Regions from separate parts of the Homo sapiens genome. Here regions 1 and 2 are each linked to region 3. A link is a loop called in an ENCODE intact Hi-C map of the cell type or tissue named here. Cell type or tissue: ascending aorta. All regions are shown on one strand.

Region 1 (8,000 bases), 530 kb after region 3:
TTTCTTGTCTAAATTCATTCATATAAATATGCACATATAAATGTTTATGTGTGTGTGTGTATATATATATATATATATATATACACACACACATATATATTTTAGCAAAGATGGGCAAAAAAGCTATAAATACACGTAGAATTTTGTTAACTTTTTAAAAAAATTGTAGAATTTTCAAGTTTTCAAGATTCTGCTTTTTAAATTTTAATAACACAATTTCCCTTCTTGCTCAGAAGGAAAACTTGATCACCTTTTTTGTGGACTCTGATGGCTGGCTTTGATTCCTCTGCCATGCCACTGCTTCTTAAGAGGTTGTACACCCCAGGCGCAGTGGCTCACGCCTGTAATCCCAGTACTTTGGGAGACTGAGGCGGGAGGATCACGAGGTCAGGAGTTCGAGACAGCCTGGCCAACATGGTGAAACCCCGTCTCTACTAAAGACAGAAAAAAAAAATTAGCCAGGTGTGGTGGAGTGCGCCTGTAATCCCAGAAATACGGGAAGCTGAGGCCGGAGAACCGAGAACCGCTTGAACCTGGGAGGCAGAGGTTGCAGTGAGCCGAGATTGCACCATTGCCCTCCAGCCTGGGCTACAGGGCAAGACTCATCTCAAAAAAAGAAAAAAAAAAAAAAGAGGTTGTATATATTTTATACGTAAGAGTGGGCGAAAAAAGGGTTGCGGAAGGATAAAGGAAACAGTCCCTGGCAAATGTAGGTAGTCAATAAATGTTTGCTAACTGAATTAAAGAATGCATGCTAAGTTCGATCTTCTTATATTTAAATGCAATTATTTCATCTTTGTAGCAAGTAATAAAGGATTGCAAGTTTCTGGGGGTGGGGCCACTTTCACTCCTGTCCCCGTGAAGAGACCACCTAACAGGCTTTGTATGAGCAACAAGGCTGTTTATTTCATCTGGGTGCAGGCGGGCTGAGTCCGAAAAGAGAGTCAGCAAAGGGAGATGAGGTGGGGCCATATTATAGGATTTGGGTAGGTAAAGGAAAATTACAGTCAAAGGGGGTTCTCTGGCGGGCAGGGGCAAGGTGGGGAGGGGGTGTCACAAGTTGCTCAGCGGGGGAGCTTTTAAGCCAGGATGAGCCAGGAGAAGGAATTTCACAAGGTAATGTCATCAGTTAAGGCAGGAACAGGCCATTTTCACTTCTTTTGTCATTCTTCAGTTACTTCAGGCCATCTGGATGTGTACTTGCAGGTCACAGGGGATGTGATGGCTTAGCTTGGGCTCAGAGGCCTGACAGCCACTACTAAGAAATGATTGTAATTATATTATTGCCTCCACTGGCTCCACTATTGAAAGTGAAATGATGAAGGAGTTCAACAGCTCACGTATGAGGAAGTATATTTTAGGGGCCTTTTTGTGCTTCCTTTCCTCCCCACCTCTTACTCAGCTAATGATCTAATGGTAGGAAAGCAGGCAAAGGCCATAAGCAGGCAAGTTCAGAATAGAAAAATATACAGATGAATGATTGTCATGAAAATACTTAATCTCACTTATAGTCAAAGAAATGTCAGTTATTACAAAATACATAACTGTGAAATTATTGTATATGTGCATTATACATTTTGGTGGACACTGACAAATTGTCTTCCAAAAGGACAGGACCCATTCACACTCTTCCCCAGTGATTACTATGGCCATTCCTCTACTTCTCTGACAGACGTGAATTTTTTCTGTTATTAATCTAACAGAAACCAGCATTTTATGTTGATTTTCATTTTCTTGATTATAAGTGAGGTTGAATGTCTTTCCATATTCTCAGTGGTGATTTGTACTGTGTGAATTGTTGGTTTATATCTAATGTTCATTTTCTATAGGATTGTTTTCATTTTCCTATTGAGATATACATTTTAAAAAAATTAAGGCTATTAATCTTTATTCATTTATTTTGCAAATATTGCCACCAAATGTTTTATTTATCTCTTAACTTGGCTCACTGTGTTATACAAACGATAATTTCATTGCCATAATTATCAATTCTTTCTCCATTGACTTCCAGGTCTTATGCTTGACTTTGGAATATATTTCCCATAGAGATTTTTTTCCCATTGCAATATTATCAGAATATCCTTCTTTGGCTGGGCGCGGTGGCTCCCGCTTGTAATCCCAGCACTTTGGGAGGCCGAGGCGGGTGGATCACGAGGTCAGGAGATCGAGACCACGGTGAAACCCCATCTCTACTAACAATATAAAAAATTAGCCGGGCGAGGTGGCTGGCGCCTGTAATCCCAGCTACTCGGAGAGGCTGAGGCAGGAGAATGGCGTGAACCCGGGAGGCGGAGCTTGCAGTGAGCTGAGATCGCGCCACTGCACTCCAGCACTCCAGCCTGGGTGACAGAGCGAGACTCTGTCTCAAAAAAAAAAAAAAAAAAAGAATATCCTTCTTTAAATATCCTCCCCGCCTTTTTTTTTTTTTTTTTTTTTTTTTGACAGAGTTTCCTTCTTATTGTCCAGGCTGGAGTGCAATGGTGTGATCTTGGCTCACTGCAACCTCTGCCTCCCAGATTCAAGCGATTCTCCTGCCTCAGCCTCCCAGGAAGATGGGATTTCAGGCGTGCACTACCACCCTCGGCTAATTTTGTATTTTTAGTAGAGACAGAGTTTCACCACGTTGGTGAATTCCATGAAGAACTAATAAAATATGGCTGTGCAATGAAGAAAGTGGGTTTCTGTAGATTGGGTCATTAGGGAAGACTCCGATGAAGAGGTGGTGTTTAAGCTGAAACCTGAATAATGATCAGAAGGTAGGCTTAGAGTCTGGGCAAAAGAGAATCCCAGAGAGTAAAAAGCAAGTACAAAGACCTTAAAGGGAATTCTAGTTTGGCGTATTTGAAGTCAGAAGGAAGGCGGTAGAACTGGGAAGAGGAAAGACATGGACGTGCTCAGAGATGTACACAGGGTCCAATAGTGAGTGGCCTCACAGAGACTGGTAGATAGCTAGGGTTTATTCTAAGTGATAAGGAGACATTGGAGAACTTTAAACAAGGACACCCTGTGGTGTGATTTAGAATTTACATTCGTATGCTTGCCCTCCCTGAGGCTGCCACTAGAGGGAGACAGGAGGCGCTGAGGCAGTCACAACGCAAGCTCCCCAGGTACCGCCCCTGCTCAAGGGAAATCACCGTGCATTCAGGCCATTACCTGCTATAAGGGCAGGGAATGTACAGGAGGGAAACCGGCTGTTCTGACTGGGGAAAGAGGGCCGGAACTTTGTGTCGTTTTTAAAAAGGCGGGTTATCAATGGATCTGCTCATGTCATCTCTTTGATTTTGTTTGTTTTCATTGTTTGATTCTAAATAAGCAATCATACTCCAGATATGAGGGTCGGCGTGCCACTTTCTGTTGTCCATATACTGACCACACCAATCTGTAGGGCCATTGTCCCCTCCCCATTGAGTGATGATCTAGTTCCCAAAGCAGGATTCTCCGGACCAATCTCACAGCCCCCTCCCCAAAACCCACAGCCTGAATCTTGGGAAATTGTTCAATTTCACCATAACCTTAAGCAGAGTCCTATAAATAACTAAAATGTATGGCTCAAATTCTTCTGCAGTAAACACACTGGAAAGAAAAATGTGCAGTCAAACCAAGTTCCAGTAGATGAGGAGCTTATTTTTTAAACTAGGGAAACTAACACATTGAAATTCACATAAAGCAAAATAATTGGGATTGTGCCTTAGAGTTTAGCATAGCAGGGGTTGAAGGAAACAAGCTGGTATGAAGACCTCAGCAGCAAAAGAGAAACGTCTTCAACATTTTAGGCTCAGAAGAATATCTTCCTCACAAGGGAATGTGGTGTAAGATCTGGGTCACTGACCATGTTGACTACTGAAGCTTGACACATTGTGGAATTCTAAGACAACCGTGTTGCCATTTACATGGTGAATAAAAGGGATTCCAAAATTTTTAACTTGTTTGAGGAAACACACTGCTGTAATAAATACTCCAAAGGCAAAATTAATGTCATTCAGCGACTGAGAGAGCGGTGGTAACCCACTTACTCCCTGAACTAGAAAAGTAAATGACAACCGCAAGTTTTATCTTTAAATAAAGCAAATATAAATGAGTATTTTTCTGTTAAACATCACTCGAAATGTTTGTGCCAAACATAAAAAATAAGTGTGTGTATAGGATTTATACACACACTTATCTTTTATGGCACCATGTTGTGTGACTTAGAATTTACATTTGCGTAAATTTTGGACTTAAAGAAAAGTTGCAAAAATAGTACAGAGAGTTGCTGTATGCTCTTCACCAAGCTTCACCTAATGTTAACATCTTACACAGTCATGATACGTGATTTAGTTAATGCTCACCATTTATTCTATACAAGCCTTCAGTGACTGGATAATGCCCACCCACATTGGGAAAGGCCATCTGCGCTACTCAGTCCACTAACTCGAATGCTAATCTCTTCCAGAAACACTCTCACCAACACACCCAGAAATAATGCTTAATCAGATACATGGGCATTCCATGGCCGTCAAGTTGACATAGAATTAACAATCGCAAGTCCACCCCTTGTCAACTTGGCACCCACACACATCCTCTTAAATCATACTTATTCTCCAAATAAACAGAATTAAAAGGTCAAAATTCCACCAAATGTTATACAACTATCATGTGTAAAACCAGAAATGCACTAACCCCTTCCACAGAGGAGGAAATAAAGTCCTTGAGTGATGTTAACTCTTCTGCTTGATATTTTATGACTTATAAATTATGATGTAGTTAATAATATTAAATACTATATTATAAAGTCAACACATCTTATAATATGTGATAAGAAAATAAGAAAGGGAAGAAAACAACGTTTGCTTAATGCACACATACACACACACAGACATACTCGTAACAAAATAAGGAAGAAATACTCATGACAATGACAGCCTTCATTTCTGTAACTGGTCACATGGCTGTAGCCAGTGTTTATAATGACCTTTTTCCACTACCCATTCTGTATTCCTCTTGCCTTCAGCAAACACCTCAGCTGGCTGTGGTTCTTTACCTGTTGGGGTGGCCCAAACTTTCATTTATGAAGGTCCTGAGCTATTTGTAGTCCTTCCTGGATTGGGTCACTCTTCATGGACATTAATCACAGGGCATGGTGACACTAAGAGACATGCTAAGGAATCTCCTACATTCCATACATCCATAGTGGAGTAGCAGTTCAGTTTCCCCTTGGAAGTCAGGATCACTCACTCCAGGCAGTACAAAAACTCCTTTCTTTGCCTGTTGATTGATTTGGAGTCCTGAGGAGCCCTAAATGGCTGGAAGTCTTAACTTCCAGTTCAAAAGAATCATTTTTGTGTCTCCTGATGGAAGAACTTCTCCCTTTGGAACTAAGACCTCTAGGCCAGCAGAGAAGAGGTTGCAGGAACAGGAAGCAAAAATTTTGCTAGTGGGTCCCTAAAGGTAATAGTGAATGGTGACACTCTCATTTCTACCCTTTGATTCCTGGACCCATGAATCCTGGCTATAGGAGGAACAGTACTATATACTGGATGCTGACTGAGAGACTTACATAGTCTTTTAGAAAGCCTTGCCCCAGCCCTGCCTGGTACTGCCACCTAGCTGACATTGTTACTGAGTTTTCAACAGGCCATTTCACTGATCTATCAGTGCAGCTGCTAGAGGATGGTGGGGAACATGGTAAGACCAGTGAATTCCATGAACATGCACCCAGTACCACACTTTCTTCTGAAGTGAGTTCCTTGATCAGAAGAAATACTCTATAGAATGCCATGACGATGGATAAGGCATTCTGTAAGTCCATGGATGGTAATTTTGGCAGCAGCATTGCAGCAGAAAAGACATATTCATCTCCAGAGTAAGCATCTATTCCATTAAGAATGAAACACTGCCCCTTCCATGGTGGAAATTGTCCAATGTAATCAACCTGCCACAAGGTGATAAGCTGATCACCTCAAGGAATGGTGCCATATTGAGGACTCAGTGTTGGTCTCTACTGCTGGCAGATTGGGCTCCCAGCAGAGGCCATAATCAGATTGGCCTTGGTGAGTGGAAGTCCATGTTGCTGAGTCCATGCATAGCCTCCATCCCTGACACCATGGTCACTTTGTACATGAGCCTATTGGGTGAAGATAGGGTTGCCTGGGAAGAGAGGCTGACTGGTACTCACAGACTGGATCACCCTATCTACTTGATTATTAAAACCCTCATCTGCTGGGGTCACCCTTTGATGAGCATTCACGTGGAACTAACATATCTGCATGTTTTATGCCCACTCAAAGAGGTCTATCCACATATCTCTTTCCCAGATTTCCTTGTCACCAGTTTTCCAACCACGATCTCTTTAAGTCCCCGATCATCCAGCCAAACCAATAGATGCAGCCCATGAAGTGTATATAATCGCATATCTGGCTGTTACTTCTTCCTGGCAAAAAAAAAAAACCCAGATGCATTGCTTAAAATTCTGCCCACTGGAAGGATTTCCATCTACCACTGTCCTTCAGGATGCCCCAGGAAAGAGCTGTGGTGCTGCAGCTGTCCACATTCAGTGGTGCCTGCACATGATGCAGAACCATCGGTAAACCTGTTCCAAGCCTTCTCTTTCTCTGTCAACTGATTGTAGGGGACCCCCCATGAGGTCATAAGTCCAAAATGGAAAAGAGAAAGCAGTGTAGCAGAACTGGCGACCATGGCATTTGGGACACTTCATGTAAATTACTTGTGCCTTCACGACCTGCTCAGACCCCATCATGTATACACCATTTCCATTGGATAATGGAGTGTTGCTGTGCACGCCTCCATTTATAGCTTGATAGGCCAGCTAACACTCAATTCCTTGTGGTCAACTCAGGTCCCATGGTGACTTGCTGGCTCATGGTTCAGTCTCTACTAAGGCCTGGTAGCAGGCCAAGGGCTATTTCTCAAAACAAGTGTAGTTAACCACAGTGGATGGCAGGTCTTGCTTCAAAATCCCGAGGGCCTGTGCTGTGATCCACCTAATGGGCCTGCTAAAGCTCCAGACAGCATTCCTTGCCCATCTGCCACGGAGACACCAAGCACTATTGAATCTGCTGGATCGTATGGTCCAAGTGGCAGAGCAGGTTGCACAGCAGCCAAGACCTGCTGCAGAGACTTCTCTTGTTCTGTGCCCCTCAAATTAGCAGCTTTTTGGTTCACCCAGTAAATGAGTTGGACTAATGCACCCAAATGAGAAATATACTGCCTCCAAACTCCATAGAGGCCTATCAGGCATTGTGTCTCCTTTTCACTTGCAGGTGTGGGGCCAGATGCATCAAAGCGTTCTCTGCCTTAGAAGGGAAATCTCCATGTAGCCCCACAACACCAGCCTCCCCTTGAGTGAATTGAAGAGCCATGACTCTCTGATTCTATGATTCAAGTTAGACTTTTGTTCGCTCAACCTAGAATTTGCTTATATACATTAAGTAAGAATTCAGTGGGTTTCCTGTCTATTTCACTTCTAGGAACAGCATGATCAATTAGTCAGCCCCACAGGTCAGTGTGAGTCAGACTGCTCTGAGGGCTGCTTTGACTCTGCTGTGCCAGACAGTGACCACGTTCACCTGGCCTCGGGTGGTTGATGCTGCCGTGTGGACCCTGCCACCCCAGGATCCAATTACACCCATTGCATTTAGGTTTCCCAATTCAGTAACTGAAGTTCCGCTGTAAGGCCTGCGCTGTATAGAAAAACAACTGTGGGATGATTTTCCAAGGATGCTGGGGCTCCTCACATAAGTTTATTTCTCACAGTTGTGGTGGTAGGGTCTTAGGACCCTTCCAGTGTGAGTGAGTCGGTTTTAAATGGTGAATCCACCCTAACATTCCATCTCCCTAAGCTTTGAATCCCTTTTTCTACTTTATTTATTTATTTATTTATTTATTTATTTATTTATTTATTTTTTGAGACAGAGTCTCACTCTGTCACCCACGCTGGAGTGCAGTGGTGCAATCTCGGTTCACTGCAAGCTCTGCCTCCCGGGTTCACGCCATTCTCCTGC
Region 2 (8,000 bases), 1.4 Mb after region 3:
GATACGGTAGTTACAAATGGCCTCATCATATTCTTAACTTGCAAGAAAATTATACTCAAGAGAAAAGTAAATGCAGAAGAGGAAAGCCTTATCTAGAGGCTGTTTACATTCAGCAAGGGAAGACTGTGTGGAAGATGAACTGAGCTGTTCCCAGGGCTCACAGCCTTCCCCAGCACCGTGGAAAGCATTTTCATTCCTCAGTGCCACAGGCTTCATTTATATCTCCCAATGTGATTGTCACGTCGGCCTGTATCTCTGGGGGGAAGAAAATGACAGTTGCTTTTATATTTATATTCAAAATTAGCATAACATGCTTAGCCAGCCCGAATGCCAACCAAGGAATGAGAGTAGGGGCAGTGCTTCAGTGGGATCCGGGACTTGGAGAACGAGGTCCTGAGACCCTTAGGTGGCCTTGAGGAACCTGTGAGTCTGAGCTGGAGCTGGGCTGCCACCGTCCCTGGCAGGGTCTTTGTGCTTGACTTGGTATTAGATTTGGCACTCCCATAACCTTGGTTTATACCCCTGGCTCCTGCTCTCTTTCCTTGCCTTTGCAAATGAATAAAAACTCTGGGTGGGGGTGCAGTGGAGAGAAGATGCAGAACTGAGCCCACATGAATGAGCTGATTCCTACTCTAGATGTGGAACTGGACCATGCTTTCTACCATTATCCAAAGAAAGAGGTTAATTAAACAAAGGCACCAAAGGATCCAGGCCACATCTAGAGGAGGGCTTTCTGACTAGATTTAGTCTGATAAAGGCTGAGTGTGTTGGGTTGGTTCCCCCTGAAGCAGACCCTACACCAATGACTCCAGGGCAAGTCGTTTATTTGGGAGGCTCAGGGAACACAGATTCCTGGTCTTACCCATATCTTCTGACTCATGTGCTGTAGCAGAGGAGCCCAGGAGTCAATGTTTTTCTTTAACACACACTGTGAGGTGCTTCTTTGTGTCTGGTGAGCTTGGGAGCTTGTGCCCTGGTTGGTAACAAGCCTGCGTGCCCCTTCCCCAAGAAAGGGAGACCGGGATCATTTAAAATGCCCTGTGTGACCCCAGAGGCAGGTATATCTGAACTGCCCCCCAGTCCCAGTATTTTGGATGCCTCATTTAAAAGTGATTCCCATCACAAATGGTGTTCCCTCAGAGCTGTGAAGATCTGCCAGCTGAGGCAATAGTTTCTACACTTTTAGATTTCCTGGACCAGAATATTTCAAAAAAGTGATCTAGAAAATGACATAGAGCCACCTAATTTTATTTTGCCACGAAAGGACATTTAAAATCAAACATTGAGATGTTTGGAATAAAAATGGTGGGAATCCGTTGATCGCTTTAAGCATGGGAATAACACCATCAGATTTTTATTTTAGAAAAGGGCACTTGGGAAGATGCTGCCGTTGGTTCTGGAGTTCTCAGATCTGATTCTCTATTTTATGAAGATCACATGGTTAGTGTGTTAAGCATTTGTAACTTCCCCTCTAATTCTCCTTTGCGTAACCGATTAGCATACGGATTAAGAACCTTTTGGGAAATCCAAATGTAAATGCAAATGTAAATTTCAGAACTCAGAGCAACTTAAAACACTGTTTCTTGAATTCACACTCAAGTTTTATATTCCTTTCTCATGTTTATCCTTCTATCACCCAATTTCCTCCTTGTGGGATATGAATGTTCTTGGTTATGGTTGATCACTCATAACTTTTTCTGTCTGTTTTCTTGATGCATGCTGCCTCTGCCAAAATTCCTCACCTGCGTTGACTTCTACAGCCAGAAACTGTAATCTTAGGTCTAAAGGTAAAGTCCTTGTCTGCTATTTCAAGTTGCTCTTGGAAAGCCTTTCTGTTCTTCACTGTCATCCTCACTGTGAAGATTTTTAAATGATCCGTTTCATTTCTGTTTTTACCATCACTTTTAACCTTCTCTTTGAAGAAAGATATCTCTGTAATATTTACATGTTGATCTTCAACACAATCAACAAAGCACTGGAAGATCTTGGTGTATCAAAAAACAGTTTAAGTAGTGACAGGCCTTCGTCTAGTCGGCCTAGAAGTGAACTCTTGAAATGCCGTATCTTGTTCCTGATACTGCCTGATATTTAGTCAGTAACATTAGAAAGGCTGTGTTATCAAATGTACAATTTGTATTTAAAGCTAAAATTAGTGCATTTAAAACATTTCAATATATCTTCTCTCCTGGGTTTTGGTTCAGTGTCTCCTGGAATTCAGATAGAATTTACATTTCTTTAAAATAGTAAACAATTTAGAATATTTGCTGAGAAATGATGGAAAAATACGTAAGTAAGAGTTTGGAATGTCTGGGCTGGTTTCTTAACTGACAAGTGGTATTGGTCCTCGAGGAAGGGTTAAGTCCCCTAATAATGCCTCTTCGTGGACATGGGATGGGGGTTAGCTTAAGCGTGAGCACATACTTGATGAACCCAGCAAGATTCAGCCACTCTTTTTTTTAAGCAATTTAATCTTAATATGGAAGTAGATAATATTCAAGTGCCAGATGCACCAGATTTACTAGTCTTGAGCATTTGCTCATAGAGTTAACTACCATTTATTGAATATCTACTGTGTGCTGGGCACTTGGCTAGTTGTTTTCACATTCAGTCATTTAGTTATTTGTCCCTCACAATATGTTTATGAAGTTAATGCTAATGTGACACCATCCACTTTAGGGACCTGGAAGCCCCCTGCTGGGATGTAAAGCAGGTCTCTCCTCCAAGACATCACATTTGCTCCCAGGAACAAGACTCGTGTTTTATTTTCCTTTGCTCAGCTTGGCTTCAGAATTCGCAGCTGTCTAGATTGTCCATTTAGTTGCAAACTGCCAACTTGCAATTTTCTGCCATTCTTTAGAAATATAAGCAGCTACATGCATGAATTGGAATGACATCAAGTTTCATCATCTAGTTGCATTAATTTTCGTTTATCCCGGAATAAAGTCAGCAGTGATTATGAAAATATGTTTAGGTCACATGATTGTATCTAGAAATTGTGCTGTTCCTAGGAACTCAGGAACCGTCTGAGACACGGACTGCCAAGGTCGGTCCTTCACTGTGGATCTGGCTCCTGGGCATGGCATGAGAGGCACCTTTAGTAAGTGTCTACTCAGTGCTTGGTCCTTTGTCACATTATTTCTAATCATGCGTTATCTCTAATTTTCACAATGACTTGACAAGGTACGTATTATTATTTCCAGTGTATCAGAGGAGGAACCTTGTGACTGGCCTGTGTTTAACGTGCCTGACTTAGAGTCTGAGCCTTTTTTCTAAATTAAGATACATTCCAGATTCTTGAGTAATTGTTTGCCAGCCAATCCAAAGTGCTTTGAATCTTTAACTTCTATTTTTGCAGTGTGCAAAGCGCCTTATATGTAGATTGTTATGCAAGTACTCCTGCCAAGATTTATTGATCCATTTAAAAACAAACAAAATACCTTTGGGGTTAAAATTAAACCATTTGCAGCTCAAACTAGCATTTAGACATCTTCCTAGGGGTTGAAAGACATCTTCCAGTAACCACTTGGCCATGTATTTAATTACTCAATTCTCTGCTTCCTCTGTTTCAAAAAGGAGTTTCAAAATGGAAAAAAATACATACATATATATATATATATATGTACACATTCAGATTCAACTAATGATGGCAGATAGGTTAAAAAAATGAAACATGGCCAGGTGCGGTGGCTTACACCTGTAATCCCAGCACTTTGGGAGGCTGAGGCAGGTAGATTGCTTGAGGCCAGGAGTTCAAGACCAGCCTGGACAACATGGTGAAACCCTGTCTCTACTAAAAATACAGTACTCGGGAGGCTGAGGCCCAAGAATCGCTTGAACCCAGGAGGCAGAGGTTGCAGTGAGCCGAAATCGCGCCACTGCGCTCCAGCCTGGGCAACAGAGCGAGACCCTGTCTCAAAAAAAAAAAAAAAAAAAAAGAACTTTGTACACCATGGAATGTTCTACTTATTATTTTGTGCTACAATATGTGCTGTTTCTTTTGTTTGAATTGCAGATTGTCTACTATGAAGCAGGGATTATTCTATGCTGTGTCCTGGGGCTGCTGTTTATTATTCTGATGCCTCTGGTGGGGTATTTCTTTTGTATGTGTCGTTGCTGTAACAAATGTGGTGGAGAAATGCACCAGCGACAGAAGGAAAATGGGCCCTTCCTGAGGAAATGCTTTGCAATCTCCCTGTTGGTGATTTGTATAATAATAAGGCAAGTACAATATTGGACAACAACTGATTGTGTTTTAGGCTGATGAAGAGTGTCTCACATTTTTATGGTTAAACCATGAGTTTAAAACTAAACAAAATAGCAACAATGAAAAAAAAACCCACCAAACAGAAAAGAGAGAGCACAAGCGCTTGTCTAGAGTGATTCGAAAGGATCTCATTATCATCAGACATTAGCGTTGTAATGAAGCTGCCCCAGCTGAGCTGATGAGCCAGCCCTTTGGTATTTTTTTCCTCTTGAAGGTATCCTGAGAAATCTTGGACTGCAGAAAGGACTTACCTCCCAGCACAGCAGACTCCTCTTAATTAGCTATTTGCAGGCAGGCAGCATGCAGAAAAGAGAGATGGATCTGCAAGTTGATTTGCTAGTTGAGTCCAAAGGAATCTTGATGGACTGATGCAGTCCCTGAATTTGGAAATTTGAAAATATTGTAGAATGCAATTGACTTTCTAATAATAAACTCATTTTTCTTTTATGTGCTGTTAATCCGCTACCCTCCCTTAAGTCTGGAACACACTTCACGATTTAGGGTATTTCTGCTGCAGTGTCTGCTGCTTTCAAAAGTTTTCCAGTTGACTGGCAGATCAGAAATACATTGCTTTTAAGATGACGTTTTTTCGAGTCCAAATTAGATTGCTCATCTGAAGATGAGTGCGCCACAGCAGTGTTCCCTTGTTATGTTGCTTGGTTATTGTTCCACATTTCCTCATTCATTCCGCCACTGTTTCATGCAGCAGCAGAAATCAATGTGCCTATGACATGAAGGCACAGCAAGGGTTGGCCAACAGCATTCTCTTTGTTGTTTCTCCAAACACCACACGTGCTCAGTAGCCGTAAGATTTTTTTCAAGTTTTACTAAGGAAGTGATATTCAGGAATTTTAACAGAAAACAGTAAGTCCTGTGAGTTGGAGTTCTAGCTGCAAACCCAAGAAGGAAAGCCTTTAAGTGTGGCCACCAGCAGGGGTCTGATAAGATGTGTATGGCTTAGGGTGACCACTCATTGGAATGCAGTGTACCCATTGAAGAGGACTGGGCAGCTCTGGATTTGTTGATACCAGTCACCATGACAGATGAAGTGAAAAAGCAGGTTGCAGACCATGTGTAGAACATGGTAACTATGTTAAAAAAAAAAAAGATCAGGAAGGAGACACAAGCACTGGGTCATATTTTTATAGAGCAGATGGGATGTGAAAGGGTTGACAAGAAACTGGCAACAGTGGTTGCCTCTGGAAAGGAAATTGAGGGTTGTGGAGGGGAAGGAAGGAAACTCATTTCTTGCTGTAGCTGGGCTTTTTGTCTCTTTTGATTATGTACCAGGCTCGGGTATTACCTATTGAATTAACTTAACTGAAACTTGAACAGTGACAAAAAAAATCTTCACAACAGACAAAGGCCAATGCATTACCACTTACTCCAGGGCAGTGACTATTTAAGCAAAGACATACTTTTGCTCATAATAGTGGAATAATCGACCTTAACTATATATGTGTGTAAACAAGATCCAAGTGAATGTGTTAGCTGACTTCATGCATTGTTGGTTAGCCTGAGAGTTACTTGTTTTGTCTCCATGACATTGGGGTGTGGGCATCTCTGCCTGTCAATCTCTCTCTCCCTCTCTCTCTCTCTTTTCTTCCCTTTTCTGTCTCTCCTTGCCTCTCTGTATTTTTCTGTCACTGTCTGTCTCTTTCTCTGTGTCTCCAAAAATCATTTGATCCTTGCTATTTTTTTCACATTTGATTTTGAGAGGCAGTTTGGGATCAGGTCAGTAGTGGTCATTCCAAATGTCCCTGTCTCTCTCTGCTTTGTATTTGATATACTCTAAGGAATGCACAGACTCCTAGTTATAGGGGTAGTTACCTCTTTTTCAGCTACCAGAAGAATCTCGGTTACAGCCCTGAAACCTGTCAAACCCACCAGGGATCCCTGGTGTGTTTCCTGTAAGCCTGAAACTTACACGCCACATTTGTCTAGACACTTGCACAGCCATGTTTACCCGCTCCATACACCCTGGACCTCAAAGATGAGACTCGGATGTGAAAGCATCATCTGAAAATATTGCCCTTAGGGCTTCTAGTTAGAATGATTACTTATTTAACAAGTTAATAATTTTCACTTGATGTCAATACATATAGTATAATTTCAGGAAAATTCTTTATTGAATGTAGTTATTTATTTACCTGAATAAGTGTTTACATGTGTAATAATCGGTTTCCAATATATTGGGTTTCTTTGTTTTTTTGAGACAGAATCTCGCTGTGTCACCCAGGTTGGAGTGCAGTGGCGCTATCACAGCTCACTCCAACCTCCGCCTCCCGGGTTCAAGTCATTCTTGTGCCTCAGCCTTCCTAGTAGCTGGGATTACAAGCATGCGCCACCAGGCCCGGCAGATTTTTGTATTTTTAGTAGAGACGGGGTTTCACCATGTTGGCCAGGCTGGTCTCAAACTCCTGGCCTCAAATGATCTGCCCTCCTCGACCTCCCAAAGTGCTAGGATTACAGGTGTGAGCCACCGTGCCTAGCCACTACAATGGGTTTCTTTTTCAAAATTGAACTTTTATTTGCATTACATATAGTTATGTGTTATGCATGTTATAGTTCACTCTCAGCTGATTGAGTTATTTACATTATGTTGAAAATGCCAAAATATATCAACAATAAAGCTACAAAGTAAAAAATAAACTTGGCTTCCATTTATATATAAAATGAAAGCTACCGTTTTGTTAATTCTTGAGAACTCAGACCTATCAAATCAATATATGTTTTTTCTAAGTATATTTTAATTTAGAAAATTCTTTTTAAAAATGCATGCTGTGATTCTATACCCTCCTACACATTCAGTTAAAACAATTTTTTTCCCCACCCAAGTAAAACATTAATGTGAAAATTGTAATTTTAGATTTCAATATAATTAAACCAAAATTGATCAACTGAGATTGTGACAAAACTAAAACTAATTTGATTTCATATAGCACATTGAATTTATGTATAAATTATAAATAGGCTTAAATAAGAGTAGTGTGTGAATTTTTTTTTCTCACTTTAAATTCTGATGAGAATTTAAGCTTCTTTGCCTTGAACTTTTTGATTTACGGTAGCTATTTTAATGGCTTCCTTTTGAAACCCCCACTGGTTTGCAAATACCTTAAACATCATGAGTTGCATAATACCTACATATTGTTTGCAAGTAATCCAAGCTAGGCAGGAGGATTAAAGACCTGGGGAAAGTTAAGATTTCTCTATTATGAGTAGTTAGACAGGAGAAGAAAGAATGTCAACAAAATCAGAAGATTAGATAAAAATAAGAAGGACAAGAATGTCAACAAAATTGGAAGGCAGAAAGGGAAAGAAAGGAAGTGGAGGGAAAGATAGGAGAGTGGACTCTCTCTTGTTTAATGCAGGGCCTCTAGCTGACATTGACTTCAGCGGAGATGGGACACTATTGAGAAATAATCTTTGCATGTGATTTTTAAAAAATTCTTTCAGAAACCCAGAGCAGTCCACCTGCCTTTTATTGGACTCAATTTCATTTTGTGGCTCAAAATATTACAATTAAATGCAGTTGGTTTTCAAGTTAGTTTTGAGCATCCTTTTTTATTTTAAAAAATGTAAATCTTTTCTTTAGGGGGTGAAGGGAAGACATAGGTGTTAAGGAGAAAGATGCCCTAGCAGATGTGCAATCTACGTGGGCATGTTCTTTCTCTGAGGGTTCCCAGAGGCAGCTGTGGAATGTGAGAATTCCGTAGACACTGACATATGTTTATGC
Region 3 (8,000 bases):
CAACATGGATGGAACTGGAGGAAATTATGTTGTTAAGTACAAGTCAGGAACAGAAAGTTAAACACCACATATTCTCAGTCATATGTGGAAGCTAAAAAATAGTTGATCTCATAGAAGTAAGAAATAGAACAGAGGAGACTAGAAGGTGGGAAGCGTAAAGAGAAAGGGGGATAGGAAGAGATTGGTTAAGGTTATAAAATTACAGTTAGATAGGAGGCATAAGTTCTAGTTTACCACAGCACTGTAGAATGACTATAGTTAACAATAATTTATATAGTTTCAAATAGCTAGAAAGAGAGCATTGAATGTTCCTGATACAGAATTGCTGGGTCCTGGCTAACCTCCACCCTCAAGCCTGGAACCTGGGCCCTAAGTGAAAGCAGCTGACCTCATTTTTTCTGCTCAAATAATTGCCTTTTTGGCCCTCCCCACCCCCATCCTGTGCCCATAAAAAGACTTCGTCTGGCAGAGCAACACAAGTGGCTGGTGCAAGTGGTTGGGGATGCAAGCTGCTGAGCCTCGGAGATACAAGTTGGTGAACTTTGGGGATACAAGCAGCTGAGCATCAGAGACTATGGAGACGCAGTTAACTTCAGATGGTTCAGTTTCAGGGAAAGATCATCTTCTTCCCATACCACCCCCTTTCCAATTCCCCATCCCACTGAGTGCCACTTTTATCACCCAGTAAAATCCTCCACATACACTACCCTTCAAATAGTTCATGTGACCTGATTCTTCCTGGATACCGAACAAGAACTCAGGTGTCAAAAAGGACAGGTGCAGGAGGCTATCACTCTGACCCTTCACTGAGCTGCTAACAGTTAGCCATCCATGGACTGCAGGCTGAGTGAAATGAGCCACTCCAGTTCCTGCCCACAAAGGGGGTCGAGGTCAAGGAAACAATCCCATCTCAGTCCCAACACAAAAAAAAGATAAATGTTTGCCATGATGGTTATATTAATTGCCCTGATCTGATCACTATGCCTTACATATGTATTGCAATATCACTAAGTATGCCATACATATGTACAATTATGTGTCAATTAAAAAAATTAAAAATAAATAACTAAAAAGAAAAAGAGCTGATGTTTCAGTATGAGTCTTAAGGCCTGAAAAGACCAATGTCCTGGCTCAAGGCAGTTAAGCAGGAGAAGTTTCCCTTTATTCAGACTTTTTGTCCTGTTAAGGTCTTCATTTGATTGGATGGGGTCCTCCCACATTAGGGAAGGCAATCTTCTTTTCTTAGTGTACTGATTCAAATGTTAATCTCATCCAGAAACACCCTCACAGACACACCCAGTATAACGTTTGACCAGATATCTGGGCATCTAATGGCCCAGGCAAACTGACACATAAAATTAACCATCACAATGGATTATCCACAAAAGGGCAGCTATCTCCCTAAGGGGAATTCAGCTCTAGCTTTTGAAGTTTTTTTTCCTCTTTGTCACATGCATTATCCTATGTAGATCTGGTCATTCATTTATTCATCAAGGACCTCCTGAGAGCCTGCTGTGTGCCAGACACTACTTTGGATACTGGGGAGACAGTGAACAAAGTAGACTTATTGTGTAAAAAAAGTACACACTGGCAGTATCCTAATTTTGTGTAAATGGCTTCTGAAAATGTGCATAAAATAAAATGTAAGAAAATCTAAACAATAGGCTTATCTAGTATTAAGGGAGGGTTCATTCAGAAAAAAGCTAAGAAATATTATAAAACTTCTATTTATATCTTGCCTTTTAGTCATAATTTTGACAACAGATTCCCAACTTTTCAGAATATTTCTAAATTTGTTTTGATTGTTGTCTTTCTATGAGTGAACACACAATTGCTCTTGTTAAGCCCCATGAGTGTGTGTTTGAAGCTAAAGATGCGTCATTTTAGACACATATAATGGTCTCCATCTCTATCTCACTTCTAATAGGTTTGTGATATTTACAGTTCTTATCAGGTATTAGGGTTTTTATTTTTTAGGTTTTCACTTACTATACGACATAAGGACCAACGCTCTGCAACTTTACTAAAGAAAATAAATAATCTTTATACACTGATTACTTAGTTATGGGCATTTTGTTAAGTGCCTTATGAATATTATCTTTTTAAATCCTGGGATAGGAGTACATCCCTGGACCATTTATAGAACTGCATTCTGTTCAATGAGTTATTACAGAGAAAGGGAAGTGGATGAAGTTGAAAAGATCATCATGCCATAATGGATAGTACACAAAAGACATAATTAGCATGAAAAAAATTCAGCTTATTCAAATAGAACTGTAGTTACTCTAATGAATAAATGATCCCTTGATTATACTTTCAAGTAATACCAAGTCTAAAAATGGTTGTTAAACCAACAACTTCTAAGTTTTAATTGATTTGGAATGAATATGTGGGCCTCCATTATCATAAGCCAGACCAATGTAGTTGAGATGCCCATTTTCCCACTATTCCTAGCCCTGAACTTGGCTAAACTGCTCAACTCTTTGAGCCTCAGTTTATTTTTCTGCAAAATGGGAGCAATCGTAAGAACGTCAAAGGATGCGAAAAGGATAAAGTAATTTATCCTTTAATAAAGGATAAAATAAAGTTTAATAAATAAAATAAAAGAACATACAGTTTGGAACTTGGAACATCATAGTTGTTTGAAAAATATTTGGGCTTCTATTTCCTGCAGTCAGGTATATTCTAAGTATTCAATGAATATTTGTTGGAGGTGTTGAATTCCAATATCTATAAGCAAAGAGAAGTATTATATTAAAATAAAATTAGTTATTGAATTTGGTGTTAAATAGTTTAGTCTAGAGCTGCCTCTTTACATATTTTAAGTTCAGCCTAAAGATTTCTCTGTACATCATGAACTATAACCTAAACGGAGATATAAACAGACTGTAACCTACTCTTGTGCCAATCACCGAGTTTTGGCCAGTCAAAGGGTGCCAACTGTTCAAACCGTGTTCAAATAAGGTAAATGCCTGAGCTGTCACCAGTCCAGCTGTTTGTATACCTCACTTCTGTTTCCTGTGTGTCACTTTCCTTTTTCTGTTCATAAATCTTCTTCCACCCTATGGCTGCTCTGGACTCTCTGAGCCTACTCTGGCTCTGGAGGCTGGCTGATTCATGAATCATTCTTGCTCAATTCAACTGTTACATTTACTTTGGCTAAGGTTTTTCTTCTAACATTGGAAAGAAAGCTGAAACCTTTCAAACTTTACTCTTGAATCTTCTTTTCCTTGTCAGGGAACTCTTCAAGGGTGGATGTCCTGGAATGGCCAATTATTTGTCTAAATGCTTTGTTTCTTTCCTAACCAATTAGGCTAAAACACCTCTGGTAAACAAATAGGCATACAGGCCCCCCGCCCTCACCACCCCATAAATAAGACTGTAGGTGAGAAAGGCAGGGAGGCTGCACTTTCCCCTTCTGATCTGTGCAGGGGAGGTTTCTGCTTCAGGGGATGTGGAGGAGACTGGTCCTGGCTTAGTCTTCTTAGGTAAATCTTTGGCGGGAGCAGCAAGCTGCCCCTTCTAATCTGCCTTCCAAGTGCATGTAGTGGTTCATGGCACTGCTTTACAAGAGGGATGGGTTTGATGGGTGGAGCACTTGCACATTTTTAACTTATAAAAGTCCTTGTGAGCCAGGCACAGTGCCTCATGCCTGTAATCCCAGAACACTGGGAGGCTGAAGTGGGAGGATCACTTGAGGCCAGGAGTTGGAGACCAGCCTGGGCAATATAGTGAGACTCTGTTTCCACCAAAAAAAAAAAAAAAAAAAAAGAAAAAAAAGAAAAAAAAATTAGCTGGGTGGTGGCACACACCTGGAGTGTTAGCTACTCAACAGGCTGAGGTTGGTGAATTGCTCAAACCTAAGAGGTTGAGGCTTCAGTGAAGTTGGTTATGATTGTACCACTGGGCATCCAAGTCTGGGCAACAGAGAGAGACCCTGTGTCCAAAAAACAACAACAAAAAAGTTATTGTGAAACCCTTAGAAGAGACAGTACCAGAGCTTATCAGTATCTGGTTTTTCTTTCCTTTCTGGGTCCACAGAGGATTACATTTCCTAGGTCCTTTGCCAGTAGGTGGAGCTATGTGTCCAGTTTCACTTCAGAGCCCAAGCATAGAACATACAGATGTTGGTACTGCCACACACTCTCTTCAATCTTGTCTTGAGATGTTAGAGCCACAAGGCAAGGGACATGTAGTTTGCTGAGTTACTGCATTGACCTTAGTTGTCCTGGAGAGCTGCCCAGACATACAGTAGATGTAGCAAACATGAAGAGTAAACTATTATGGTATGAAGGCACTTAAATTTGAGGGCTATCTGTTACTGCCTCATAATCTGGTTTATTCTGACTAATTGAGCCTCGCGGGGAAGGTTTGAAATGGGGTAGAAAGTATTCTGTGCTACCAACAAAATATCCTAAAACTATGCCAAATAGTCTACTGGTAAATGATGGGGAATCAAGACTGGAGGTGGGAAATGAGGGGAAGGAAAGCAATGAATCTGGAGAAGCTGCAACAGAATTACTGTCTAAAATCATGATCAATTGCTTTTTCTGGGTTTTGAGTTAGCCTGTAACCTTCCTGCATTCCAGGATTCTCAAATAAATTCTATGCCTTTGCCTATCTCAAAGGAATCTCCTCGAAGACCATCGTTTTTGAAATGCCTTGAAGATTGCTTACAGCAGAAACCAGCTCAGCACCTGTCTGTTGCCAAGTTTCTTTGCAAGTAAGGAATGATAGTCGTATGACTTTAAACTATCATTCTTCCTTCACTTGAAGTGAGCAAATTTGAGTCAACAAATAACGATGGGAGCTTACATCAAGTGACTGTGCTTGGCTGTGGGGCTACCAAGATGAAGAAGGAATGCTCCTGCCCTCGAGGAGCTCACAGTCTAGTGGGAGGGAACAATGCGGACATAACTGGCTACGGAACAAGTTAGCCTGGGGAAGGGCTTCAGCAGAGGCATAAACAGAAAAAGTCAGGGTCCAGAGGGAGAGAGATCTGTTCTCTTTGTTGGGGAGGGGTCTGGGAAGGCTGTATTTTAAGTTAGTACTTGAAGGATGACAAAGACCTTGATGGTTTTCTGTGAGGTATGAAAAACTGCCAGTGTTGTATCTCTAGCTTTAGGAGTTTTATTCCTATGCTGCAGAAAAATCCAGCTCGGGAGATGTGTAATTTAAGCATTTTCAAAGCCCATATAACCAGAGATCTGGGCTAATGGGAAAATAGTCATAACATTGCCGCTAAATGCAATAACTTGTTGATATATTTTGCTCAATTACCCTTGTTAATGATTCATCAATCTTTTTTTGCTTCCTGCACTAAAAAAATCTTGCTGCAGAATTTTGCCCAAACATATACACACCCAGTTTTTGGCCCTTGGCAGCCTTCCTAAGTGGAGAGTATTTTCCACATGTGGTTGTTGACATGTAGATTTTGAAATTCAAAAACAATGGATACATACAAGAGGGAGAGGAGACTGAGAATGTATCCTCCATGACACACAAAGATCAGTGTTTTTTACAAGGTGGTCCCGGCTGGGTGTGGTGGCTCATGCCTATAATCCCAGCACTTTGGGAGGCTGAGCTGGGCGGATCACATGAGGCCAGGAGTTCCAGACCAGCCTGGCCAACACGGTGAAACCCTGTCTCTACTAAAAATACAAAAAAAAAAAGAAAAGAAAAGAAAAGAAAAAAAATTAGCCGGACGTAGTAGGGTGCGCTTGTAGTCCCACTTACTCGGGAGGCTGAGGCAGGAGAATCACTTGAACCCAGGAGGCAGAGGTTGCAGTGAGCCAAGATCATGTCACTGCACTCCAGCGTGGGTGACAGAGCAAGACTTCAACTGAAAAAAAAAAAAAAAGTGGTCCCTAGAACACTAATTTTGGATGAATTAATAAATGTGGTATAAAAAAGGATTATATGGTATGTTTTTTGTCAGTGTGGCAACTATCAATTTATTACCTCTCAGCTCCAAATTCACCCTTTTGTTACCAGCTCCACAGTGAAGCCTTAAGCATTGCTCTTTTGTAGCAAGCATGGTGTTAAGCTTTCTCAGTAGAGGAACACCGGAGAAACATTGCAGGAGGAGGGGGATCCTCTTCCTGCTGGCTGCAACCACACCTTTTCCAACAAGGTCTGAATCCCAGCCTTGGGGAGGCCCCAACTTCCAAGTTTGCTTCTCCTTGGATGCTCTTCCTTGGCCCTGGAGTATTCGTCAGTGTACTCTTCACATCTCTATAGTTACTCCCCTGTTGTTTTTATTTTATTTATTTTATTTTTTTTTGTTTGAGATGGAGTCTCGCTCTGTCACCCAGGCTGGAGTGCAGTGGTGTGATCTCGGCTCACTGCAACCTCTGCCTCCTGGGTTCAAGTGATTCTCCTGCCTCAGCCTCCTGAGTAGCTGGGATTACAGGCACCCACCACCATGCCCAGCTAATTTTTGTATTTTTAGTAGAGATGGGGTTTTGCCATGTTGGCTAGGCTGGTCTTGAACTTCTGACTTCAGGTGATCTGCCCACCTTGGCCTCCCAAAGTGCTGGCATTACAGGCGTGAGCCACCACACCTGGCCTCCTGTTATGTTTAATAAGGGTTTATATTAAACAAGTGAGTGAGTTCTCATGAGATCTGATGGTTTTATAAGAGGCTCCTCCCCCTTTATTCGGCAGTTTTCCTTCCTACTGCATTGTGAAGAAGGTGCCTTGCTTCTCAAGTTCTGCCATGATTGTAAGTTTCCTGAGGCCTTCCTGGCCATGCTGAACTGTGAGCCAATTAAACCTCTTTCCTTTATAAATTACCCAGTCTTGGGCAGTTCTTTATAGCCATATGAAAACAGACTAGTACAGTAAATTGGTACTGCAGAGAGTGGGGTACTGCTATAAAGATACCCCAAAATGTGGAAGCAACTTTGGAACTGGGTAATAGGCAGAGGTTGGGAAAGTTTAGAGGACTGAGAAGAAGAGAGGAAAATGTGGGAAGGTTTGGAACTCCCTAGAGACTTGTTGAATGGCTTTGACCAAAATGCTGATAGTGATATGGACAATCAGGCTGAGGTGGTTTCAGATGAAGATGAGGAACTTGTTGGGAACTGTAATAAAGGTGATTCTTGCTGTGCTTTAGCAAAGAGACTGGTGGCATTTTGCCCCTGCCCTACAGATCTGCAGAACTTTGAACTTAAGAGAGATGATTTAGCGTATCTGGGAGAAGAAATTTCTAAGCAGCAAAGTGTTCCAGAGGTGACTTGGATGCTTGTAAAAGCATTCGGTTTTATGCATTCACAAAGAGATGATTTGAAATTAGAACATCTGTTTAAAAGGGAAGCAGGGCATAAAAGTTTAGAAAAATTGCAGGCTAATTTCTAACGCAATGTGTTAGAAAATAAAAACCCATTTTCTGAAGAGAAATTCAAGCCAGCTGCAGAAATTTGCATAAGTAATGAGGAGCCAGATATTAATCGCCAAGACAATGGGGAAAATTTCTCCAGGGCATGTCAGAGGTCTTCATGGCAGCCCCTTCCATCACAGGCCCAGTGGCCTAGAAGGGAAAATGGTTTTGTGGGGTGGGCCCAGGGCCTTGCTGCTTTGTGCGGTCTCAGAACTTGGTGCCCTGCAACCCAGTTGTGGCTAAAAGGGGCCAATATACAGCTCAGGCTGTTGCTTCAGAGGGGAAAAGCCCCAAGTCTGGGAGGCTTACATGTGATGTTGAGCCTGCAGGTACATAGAAGTCAAGAATTGAGGTTTGGAAACTTGCATCTAGATTTCAGAGGATGTATGGAAATGCCTGGATGTCCAGGCAGAAATTTGCTGCAGGAGCAGAGCCCTCATGGAGAACCTCTCTTAGAGCAGTGTGGAAGAGAAATGTGGGGTTGGGGTCCCCACACAGAGTCCGCACTGGGGCACTGCCTAGTGGAGCTGTGAGAAGAAGGCCATCATCCTCCAGACCCCAGAATGGTAGTTCCACTGACAGCTTGCACAGTGTGCCTGGAAAAGCCACAAACACTCAA

The links. A loop is a pair of places that touch in the nucleus more often than their neighbours do. Peaks named below come from ENCODE experiments on the same cell type or tissue, not always from the same donor. Only the 100,000 strongest peaks of a DNase experiment are listed, where the experiment ranks them.
Region 1: it touches region 3 in a loop (2.6-fold over the local background); 23 of 110 quality-filtered maps call a loop at or near these places.
Region 2: it touches region 3 in a loop (5-fold over the local background); 7 of 110 quality-filtered maps call a loop at or near these places.

What each region holds. Positions count from the first base shown.
Region 1 is chr4:16,911,987-16,919,986 of GRCh38, reverse strand. No RefSeq gene overlaps it. Among named protein-coding and RNA genes, the nearest start is that of LDB2, 17 kb to the right of the region's middle. RefSeq lists an enhancer at 762-1,579 and a silencer at 3,130-3,209. In ascending aorta, CTCF peaks have their summits at 3,077 (motif pointing right) and 5,592; a DNase peak (open chromatin) is centred at 3,055.
Region 2 is chr4:16,029,522-16,037,521 of GRCh38, reverse strand. It overlaps PROM1 (prominin 1), which reads left to right. Exons shown (of 28, transcript NM_006017.3): 4 at 1,761-1,787; 5 at 4,013-4,218. Among named protein-coding and RNA genes, the nearest start is that of PROM1, 51 kb to the left of the region's middle. In ascending aorta, no CTCF peak of the experiment used is centred here; a DNase peak (open chromatin) is centred at 3,131; H3K4me3 peaks cover 826 bases; H3K27ac peaks cover 4,151 bases.
Region 3 is chr4:17,443,955-17,451,954 of GRCh38, reverse strand. No RefSeq gene overlaps it. Among named protein-coding and RNA genes, the nearest start is that of QDPR, 64 kb to the left of the region's middle. In ascending aorta, a CTCF peak has its summit at 4,086 (motif pointing right); DNase peaks (open chromatin) are centred at 2,996 and 4,069; H3K27ac peaks cover 1,055 bases.